2 separate regions of the Homo sapiens genome follow, and region 2 is linked to region 1. A link is an interaction called in ENCODE POLR2A ChIA-PET data of the cell type or tissue named here. Cell type or tissue: GM12878. All regions are shown on one strand.

Region 1 (5,000 bases):
GGGGGATGGTGATGTGTGCCTATAGTCATGGCTACTTTGGAGGCTGAGGTGCAAGAATTGCTTGAACCCAGAAATTTGAGGCTGCAGTGAGCTATGACCTCACCACTGCACTCCAGCCTGGACAACAGAGTGAGACCCTGTCTCTTAACTAGATTTATTAGTTAAGTGAACAAGTGAGTGAGAAATGGCAAGTAGAGGCATCTAGAATACAGGGCAGGGATAAAGAATGTCACAGAAGGGCTTTGACAGGATAAACAACCAAAGGAAGATGAGGAGACCCAGGAGAGGCTGAACAGAATGGGGGCCATGCCACAAAGGCGGATAAGGGGAGAAGAAAGACGATTTCTTTTCATGGAGCTAGGTTGACCAAAGAAAAGATTTGCCAAAATCCAAGGGTATCTACAGAAGAGACTGTCCTCCTCCAGAGGAAAGAAGGGGATGTGGAGCAGTGCTTTTCAAACTCTGTGCTAAGGGACCACTTTTTAAAAAAAATCTCCAACCCATTTTGAACTAATACCTTTGTAAAATGCAATGCAAATTAATTATCAGAAAAATTATCATGCTCTTGGATGTCATGGCAATGTCACTTGCTATAAAACGTCTAGGCATGTACTTACCAGTTCCTTCTCTTGTTAGAAACTGACAGCAGTCCACAGGCTATGCTCAGAGTAGCACCTATCTGAAAGGACCCTGGCCAGGGTAGCCTAAAAGAGGTGGATGGCAGGAGACCAGACTAATGAATGACATTTTGAGTAGTACTTTTAAGAATACCAGCTTGGGAGAGTGAAAAACCTCAGTTCTGGACCAATTCTGCTCCCTAACCTGCTGTGAGACTTGCAGGCCACTTCCTGTCTAGGGCTCCAGTAAAGTAGAGGATTTGGCTGATGTCTCTAAGCTGGACCTCACTGTCTCTGAAGCAACATGTGGTACAAGCAGAAGGTAGTAGGCGTTTGGGCTGCAATAGAAAGAGCTCAACATATGTAACTTGAGCTGTTTCCTGTAAATGTCCCATTCTCTGAAACCTTTTGCTTGTCGTAAAGTGTGTTTAATAATGCAACATTATGACAATTACTATACTAATCCTATCACTATTCTGTAAGTGGGATTTATAATATTTAATTGCCTGAAAATACAAATTTGCCATGGAATAATCTTTTGTACAGAAAGGAAATGGTGTAAAATACTTGGGATGGGGAAGCCAGAATATATTATTACTAAAGTCTCTTTTTTTTTCAGGAGAGAGAAAAATTTTCATATATTTTACTATATTTATGCTGGTCTTCATCACCAAAAGAAGCTTTCTGATTTCAGACTTCCTGAGGAAAAACCTCCTAGGTAAGTGTCAGGGGGGTTGGTTGTTAATTTTTGATGAATGTACGATTAGCAGTTGACAAACTTGGAAGTAAATGGAGCTGTTTTCCTAACTGGAAACTCACAGTCTATTTAACTAAAGTGCCCAGGGTGAGGTGGCAGGAAGTATCCACCATTTTCATTGTCTAGAAAGTTCAAAAACTCAACTGCACATGGTTTATTTTTTTTCAGCCATTTGCATCATTATTCTACCACAGTATTAGACTATAAAGGAAATGGGCTGGGTGTGGCGGCTCATGCCTGTAATCCCAGTGCTTTGGCAAGCTGAAGTGGGAGGATTACTTGAAGCCTGGAGTTTGAGACCAGCCAGGGCAGCATAGTGAGACTCTGTCTCTACAATTTTTTTTTTAATTAGCTACTCGGGAGGCTGAGGTGGGAGAACTGCTTGAACCTGGGAGGTCGAGGCTGCAGTGAGCCAAGTTCGTGCCACTGCGCTCCAGCCTGGGTGACAGAGCAAGACCCTGTCTCAAAAAAAAAAAAAAAAAAAAATTAGCTGGGTGTGGTGGCATACACCTGTAGTCCAAGCTACTCAGGAGGCTGAGGCAGGAGGATCACTAGAGCCCAGGAGTTCAAGGCTGCAGTGAGCTATGATCACACCACTGCACTTCAGGCTGGGCAACAGAGTGAGGTCCCATCTTTAAACAAACAACAAACAAAAAATGGAAATGCCTGTACTACTTTCCAAGTCAGTGCTCATTCTGTTTGGTCATGCTCCACTTCATTTAGGTACATAGCTGATGAAACTGGAAGGGTGATGCACGACATAACTTCCAAGGAGTCTTACAGAAGACAATTCGAAGCAATTCAGCATTGCTTCAGGATTATAGGGTTCACGGACAAAGTAAGTGATGATCAAGAGAGGAACTCAAGTGACAATATTCTTATATGAATGTGAGTAAAGATGTGGTATTTCTCACTTGGGATAAGACACTTGCTTTCAAATGCCATGTTGGTCATGTTATAAGGTCTTGCTACTCAAAGTGTGGTCCCAGGACCAGAAACATTGTTATCACCTGAGAACTTATTAGAAATGCAGACCCTGAGGTCTATCCAAGAATGACTGCATCAGAATATAATCATTTTAACGAGAAGTCCAGATGAACATCAAACTAGGGGAGCACTGTTTTAAGGACCATGTGCTGATAAATTGTTATCATTGTCATCAATTCATTACACGTGTAATAACAAATACCAAAACAATACTGTGGGTTTTTTTTCTGATTGAGCGTTCTTCCAACCATTAAAGTGAACGGGGGGTAGGAGTACAGGAATATGTAGATGACACCCAAGTCACAGAAATATATTTATGCAAGTAGCTCCTTAGGTAACAAGACAAACTAATTAAAACCCTTTCAACTTTCTTGCAGTTATTTCCTTCTCCAGGGTACACAGTTGCACATTATTAACTATAGCTCTAAGTACTGTACTACTTTTTTTTTTTTTTTTTGAGACAGAATCTTACTCTGTCACCCAGGCTGGAGTGCAGTGGCGGGATCTCAGCTCACTGCAACTTCTGTCTCCTGGCTTCAAGCGATTCTCCTGCTTCAGCCTCCCGAGTAGCTGGGGTTACAGGTGTGTGCCACCACACCTGACTAATTTTTGTATTTTTAGTAGAGACGGGGTTTCACCATGTTGGCCAAGCTGGTCTTGAACTCCTGACCTCAAGTGATCCACCTGCCTCAGCCTCCCAAAGTGCTGGGATTACAGGCATAAGCCACCATGCCTGGCCAATACTGTACTACCCTTATCATCCTAGATACAAGCTGTCTGTATTAAATATATGCTAGGGGTGACAGACAATATTTATAACCCTAGGCTCAAATATTACTCTGTGATACATTATGTCATAGTTTCTGGGCTTCATGCCATCAATTTTGCAAAATATATAGATTCTTTTGCTTTTCCAACAAAGGGGGTGAATTATTAGGAGGTAGGTGAGAGTGTTAAATCTTAAGGGATTAGATTACAAGACACTCCAGTTACCCTGGGATGGCCACTCCAGATAAAGGATTACTTCTGTGTAATGCAGTATGATTGGCTAGCCCTTCCCTCCCCTGCATGGTTGATTTTAATCATAATAGTACCTTTCTTTTTTTTCTGTCTAGCCAGCTGTTAATTTTCTCTGTCAGCCTCCCGCAGACTTTAAACTGACAGACAATGGAAAATCCCAAAGGTCAGATAAAAATATAAATATATTTTCCTTGGCTTCTTAGAGGGGGGCAATTAAACAGGTTCTAGCATTGTTAAAGGACCTTTGTGGTTATTAACTTAAAGAACAGGTTTTTTAAATCAAAGATGCATCCCCAGAAGAGTTAAAGCATGGTAGGAATGGCAGTGGAGCAATTTAAAGTCACTTGTGTCATGCCAAAGTACGCAGGGGCACATGTCCTTAAAAGGGTACAGGAACCATAGAGAAGTCAAGGTTAATAATCATTAACAGAGTTAATATTTTGTTTTCTTTGAGTACAAATATAGTTATAGAATACTGTGAAGAGACTGATCCTAGCTGAACCCATTTATGCCTAGTGTTCCATTATTGGAATGCTAAACATGTGGGAGTTATTTATACCCTACTGCTCAAGGTCATCACCAAGGTCTGATTGCAAAAATTCAAAACATTGCAACCTCAGGCTTAGGTGGGTTAAAAGAAAGTATATAATGGTGCCATTCTAATAATAGCAATGTACTGCTAATAATAATAAAACAGATGCTATCTGTTTCAGGATAAACAACGTTGAAAACTGTTAAAATCTGTTTTAGTACAACAACACTAAAGCATTAAAAACAGAAGAATTAAGTATGTTAAGTATATGTCCTTGAAGTAAGCCATCCCTAGCCCCTCTGGGAAAAAAGGTACAATAGAAATAAATGAATGACTGTATGAATAAACATGAAAAGAAAAAAATGTAAAAGATGGTGAACATTTTTCATTTGTGCCTGGTCTGTACTGTTAAATGAATAACCAGAATGTAATGGTGTTATGTGTGTATATTTTCACCATGTCCCACATTAATTCATACAGGAAATAAACCAATTTATATAAGCTGCAACCTTAGAAATGAAAGGAAGAAGCAGGATCTTCTCTCTCCAACTCTGAATTCTGTGGTTCTATCTCTGCTGACAACCTGTTTTGCTGAGTTAACTCAGTTCACTTCATGTTTATAAACTCAAAAAGTAGTGTGACTAAATTCAGAAAGATCCAGTTGAAGGTAGTCAGGAAACAGATGCCAAATGCTGATGTAACAGAACTTTCTCTTAAGTTTTTCTGGCAGACATTTCTAGATAAAGCTTAAATGAACTGATCAAGTCAATCAAAATTATGGTTCTTCTCCTTTCTTACAATGTCACTAGTTCCCTGCAGGAATCCCTTTAGTTTTTCTCAAACCCTTACAGCAAAATTATGAGTAGCAAACTTTAGTGTGGAGTCAGGAGCATGAATTTTAATTCTGGGACAACAGCCAAAGTATCTGAAAGAACACTTGACCCTGAGTTTATTGTAAAGAAATTTCCCTGGTGGAGGAGTCTTCCACTAATAATGATGATGACTCCTTGTGGAGGGCTGGGGGATTATACCTAAGACCTTATTGTGAAGATTGTGCTTTTCAACTCTTATTTCTGGAGCCAAACCA
Region 2 (5,000 bases), 430 kb after region 1:
CGAGAGCGGCCCAGGGCTACGCTCCCTGCGCCCCAGTACCGGAGCTAGCGCGCACGTCTCCTCCGCTGCCCCCACCCCTGCGCACCCCTACCAGGCAGGCTCGCTGCCTTTCCTCCCTCTTGTCTCTCCAGAGCCGGATCTTCAAGGGGAGCCTCCGTGCCCCCGGCTGCTCAGTCCCTCCGGTGTGCAGGACCCCGGAAGTCCTCCCCGCACAGCTCTCGCTTCTCTTTGCAGCCTGTTTCTGCGCCGGACCAGTCGAGGACTCTGGACAGTAGAGGCCCCGGGACGACCGAGCTGATGGCGTCTTCGACCCCATCTTCGTCCGCAACCTCCTCGAACGCGGGAGCGGACCCCAATACCACTAACCTGCGCCCCACAAGTAGGTCCCGCCCCAATTTTCTATCAAATGAACTGCAGGGAAGATGGGGGCGCTGGGACGTCGGGAGGCTGAGCTGGCGGAAAGGGAAGGGGGAGCGCGGAGATAATGGAGGCTGGGAAATAAATGGGGCTCTGACCCCGTCCCTGCCAGAGGTCATTCGGCTGTCAGGGACGCTAGGTGACTCCCAGGGCACCGGAAAGCGAGGACCACGCAAGGTCCGAGCAGCGGCGATCGTTGAGGGCTTCGCGGAGGAGGAGGGGCGCGCAGCCAGGGTGTTGTTTTTATTCTGTTGTGTGTGGTTTCTTTGCTCCGTGGGACGACAGGGGTCAGCGCAGGGGGCGGAATGAAGAGCTAGGAGCCCCAGCAGGAATAAGAGTTTTCAGTCCCCGGCTTTCGTTGAGCCAAGATCTGACCTCCTCCTTTCCCCCTGGGCTGTGTTCAAAGTCTATAATCAGCGGAAATTTCGACGTTAATTGCAGCTTTTAGAAAACTCAAGGTCCCTAATTGCTCCAAATTTGCATCAAGCTATTGACGAGTTAGGGAGAAGTCAGGGGCGGGAAAGGTGCATAAAACTGAGACTGAGCCTTGACATTTCATACAATTAATTACATCTCAGAGAAATAAATAAATAAATAAATAAATAGGGGAGCGGGCGGCATCCTGAGTGGCAAGAGATGGGGAACTGGGAGGGGGCAAGAAGCTTTATCATAGAGAGGAGAGAGCACCTCTCTCCTTATCCCAGGCAAGAGATCTGTCAGGAGGTGACATGTCCCGAAAAGAGAGAAAGAAAAGAGACACCAGATAAAAGAGGGGGGAGGATTTATGCTTCCCTGTCTTAAGTGCGACAGGCTCCTCAACCCATTTCCAGAATCTATCTTTAATTTTATTTCCTACCTCTGTAAAGGCTTGAGATGAGAAAATTGTTTTTCTTTTTCCTTGTTGGAGTGAAGAAGTGTCTCCTGACCCCACCCCCCTAAAAAAACTTATCAGCTTCAGACTGTAAGTGTTCCCACTCCCCCATTTATTTATTTCTGAGATGTAATTAATTGTATGAATTTCCAGAATTTGTATACAGAAAGGGCTTAAGAAGGATAGTGTGGTTACAGGGAGTGCTTATTGATGCGCTTTTATGGCACTTTATATTTGAGAAAATAAGTATCCTCATCAATGAAGTGGGGATTATTACCGGAAAGCCCCTTTAGACGCTGGCATTGGCTCCCGGGCAGGAGGTCTCGTGTTAAGTCCTCAGGTCTCATTCCAATTTCCTTTGCAGCTCCCTCTTCCCGCCACCCAGGAGGGATACAATTACCCACACAACAAAGAGGGCCTCGGGAGAGTCGCCAGCCCTGGTAGCATATGAACCAGGCACCGGCGTTGGAGCTGGCCAGGGCAGGGCGGGAGGAACGCGAGGCCTGCGCGCCTTTGTGTGGTGCTTTCGCCTTGATGGATTTCTTTTCTGACGCTTTCCACATTTCCCGCTCCCTTTTGCCGCCTGGGGGTGGGGGTGGGGGGTTAGCGGGCAGTTGTGTTAATTTGCCCTCCACTCCCGGCGCCCTTACGGAATTCCCGGTGGCCGCCAGTCGCCGGCGCAAATGCCAAGTCACCGGTAGGAGACACAACAGAGGCGATGACCTGAATCCGCACGTGGCCTGGTTCGCCTGGAAGCTGCCAAAGCGAAGGCAAGAGAGCCCGGGACCCTGCTGTAAAACAGCAAGCAGCACGTGTCCCAGGCACACTGTTGCGGGCCCTTAGCCTAGCTACGCATCCGCACCCCAGGCTTCAAAGGCGCGCTGGGCGCTCTATCCACTCTCACCCTCCCTTGCAGACAATACCTTTGCCCGCCCAGCTGGCTCCACTTCTTTGCCCCTTTAGAGTCTCCTGGGAGGTGGCGTTAGTGCAGGCAACCTAAGGCACTCTCTTGTTCCAGAAACCCTTGGGTGGGGCTTGGAGCCCTCCTTGTCCCCAACCACTAGGTCTTCCCGACCCTTGCTACATCAAAGGGGCTCTCTCGCTTGCTCTCCCCGTCTCCCTTTCCCTTTCTTTCATTGCAACCCCCAATTTTGAAAGGCAGTGCAATGTGTCTGAACTCCAACTTCCCTGTTGATTGACCTTGGAAAACTCATGTAACCTCTCTGAGCCTCGATGTTTTTTCTTTGTCAAATGACTCTTAGATCAACACTCCTGCCAGTTTCATAGGACTGTTACGAGAATTAGATGAGATGATGTTGAAAGTGAAAGCACTTTATCAGGTCCAAATAGCTCTTTATCCGCCAGGTATTATTAGGGTTTCGCTTTTGCACTGATTTCCTGTCTGTCACTGGAACTCCATCTGTGACATGTCTTACCGACGTCAGGCTGTTTCTTCTCCCCGCTGGGGCTCTGTTGTGCCTCAGGTTTAATGGATGTCACTCTCCTTATCGCCTCCAACACCTGTGCGAAGCTGGAGGCACCAGTCAGGGTAGGGTAAGCGAGTGCTTGGAGAGGTTTGCTTTGAGAGATTGGAAGGGGATTTCGTGCTGGGCTCACCACACCACTCCGCTTGGGGGCTTAGTGGGGATGGGGCTGCTTCCCACGCTTCTTGCTGGAAGTTGAACCCCGAAGGCAGCAGGTAGACCTTGAGGGGTTTGAGAACAGCCTGGAAAAGAAGGAAAATCCAGCAGCACCTCCACCCTCAGTTGTGACTCAGAGGAAAGGTGCTTGATTCCATTTACCTTTGCCTGCTCCAGACCCAAGATGTCAGAGGGAAGGGTTAATGAGGGGCAGGTTGGGAAGAGGGGCCAGGGATGAGGACCTGAGGCGCACTATTGTCTTCCCCACTCCCCGGTCTGACTGAAGAGCAGCCATGCGAGCCCGATCATCTAGTCAAATACTATTTTTCACCCAATTAATTCTTGAACTCTTCCACGACCCCATTTCATGCCAGTTTATTTTAAGCTGCCACTAGGCTGGAGACCCGCCAAGAAATTATGAGACGTTTCGGTCCCAGATGCCTGTGTTCCCTTTCTGGGCTGCTGTGGTCGCCCTTTGAGTCTGCGGGGCCCGGCCAGTGGGTGTTGGGCAGCTCGATCGGAGCCTGGCCCTTTGCGTGTGGGTCAGCCTTCACCCAACTCCGACCCCACCTCCGGAGCTGCCGGGCGGGGGTCGCTTACGGGCCCGGAGGGGCGCCGGGTGCCCCGCCTCTCAGAGACACCGTTCCATATTTGAAGCCAGGAGCAGGAAGGGAGTATGATGGGGGCTTAGAGTATATGCCTGTCGGCTCACAGATTTGGCTCCTAGCTCCTTTCAGGAAGTAGCTTTTAATGAAGAGCTCTGGCAAAGTCCTCATCCTCCCCCAAGAAAACCATTGTCCTCCACCCATTTCCCCGCGGTCGGAACCTCCCTAACCGAACCTCTCTCCCTCTCTCTCGTCCTAGCGTACGATACCTGGTGCGGCGTGGCCCATGGATGCACCAGAAAACTGGGGCTCAAGATCTGCGGTAAGTGACAGGACCCACTGGGGCCCGGCTGGGTGGCGCGGCGGGCGGACCTTTGGGGCTTGGGAGACTGGGACGCAAGCGGAGGGGGATCCGGGCTCATGGGTCTGATTTTCTAATGTAATTACAGCCAGGACAGCCAGCGACCACGCTCCCCTACAGGCCCTGACCCTCCTCTGCCCGCCCCAGACCTGGTCCCCAGGGGTCTTTTCCTCTGGAGTCCCCAATCCCCAACACCCAGTGGAGCGAACGCCGGGTGCCCTGCCTGGGCGCAGAAGCGGGAGGAAAGCGCCCCCGCGCGGCAACCCCGCCTTCCTAGCCCTGCGCGCAAGCAGCTCCCACCCGGTGCCGTGCACTCTGCCTGCGCGTCCCAAAGGTCGCGTAGAAAAGGTGAACTGATCTGGCTTGCTGGAGAGCAGACCAAAGGCGGTGTATCTGCCTAAAGCTGTAGCTGACACGTCTCCCCCATCCCCTACATCATCGCCTACCCCTCACTCGCACCTCCACCCGCGCAGTCGGGTCGCATTGAAAGTGGTCTCTCCACCTTGAGGGGTTTTGCCCTGAGATGTCATAACGGATTCAAGTTTCTTTCTTTGGGGCTTCGGAGGCTAAAGAAAAGGATTGCCTGGAGCCCTCCATGGCCTGCCTGAGGGAGGCACGAGGGTTTGCCTGGCGCATCCTTGAAGGCGAGGAGGGAAGGGAAAGGGGACGAGCAGGGACGAGGAGCCGCAGGCGGCGAAAGAACCGGGAAGGAAGAAAATAGATCAGGGAGCTGGAGAGGAGAAAGAACTGCTCTCTGGAGACAGGAGGGTCTGAAATGAAAACGCCCAAAGGATGTAATTTTTTTAAAGGAAAAAGGGAGATTTGTTCGAAGGGACACAGCTGAGTGATTCTGGCTGAACAATGAGGCCTCACTTTCCTGGCTACATTTCACCGACTAAAATTCTCTAGCCTTATCGGGCCAGAAAATACGGATGTCCCCGGGCAGAGGTTGGAGAGGCGGGGGAAGATTAACGGGCGGCTTATTAAAGAGCCATCCGTCAGCTCCTGCGCGCGGGAGATAGCGGCAGAGCAGGCACGGGACACGCCCGCCCGCCCTAGCCCCGGAGCGCCGAGAGCCGCCCGCCGCCTGGGTGCTCTCTGCACCT

What was found. Peaks named below come from ENCODE experiments on the same cell type or tissue, not always from the same donor. Only the 100,000 strongest peaks of a DNase experiment are listed, where the experiment ranks them.
Region 2: POLR2A ChIA-PET joins it to region 1 with 5 read pairs; 7 of 35 experiments call an interaction of 5 or more read pairs at or near these places.

Annotation. Positions count from the first base shown.
Region 1 is chr2:170,390,284-170,395,283 of GRCh38, forward strand. MYO3B (myosin IIIB) reads left to right here. Exons shown (of 35, transcript NM_138995.5): 15 at 1,237-1,335; 16 at 2,098-2,212. Among named protein-coding and RNA genes, the nearest start is that of MYO3B-AS1, 42 kb to the left of the region's middle. In GM12878, no CTCF peak of the experiment used is centred here; no DNase peak of the experiment used is centred here.
Region 2 is chr2:170,818,295-170,823,294 of GRCh38, forward strand. GAD1 (glutamate decarboxylase 1) reads left to right here. Exons shown (of 17, transcript NM_000817.3): 2 at 235-379; 3 at 3,793-3,855. The coding sequence starts at 298. It overlaps GAD1-AS1 (GAD1 antisense RNA 1), which reads right to left and starts at 357. Exons shown (of 4, transcript NR_197761.1): 1 at 92-357. RefSeq lists enhancers at 1-507, 508-1,030, 4,547-5,000. In GM12878, a CTCF peak has its summit at 4,156; a DNase peak (open chromatin) is centred at 2,629; H3K4me3 peaks cover 600 bases; H3K27me3 peaks cover 466 bases.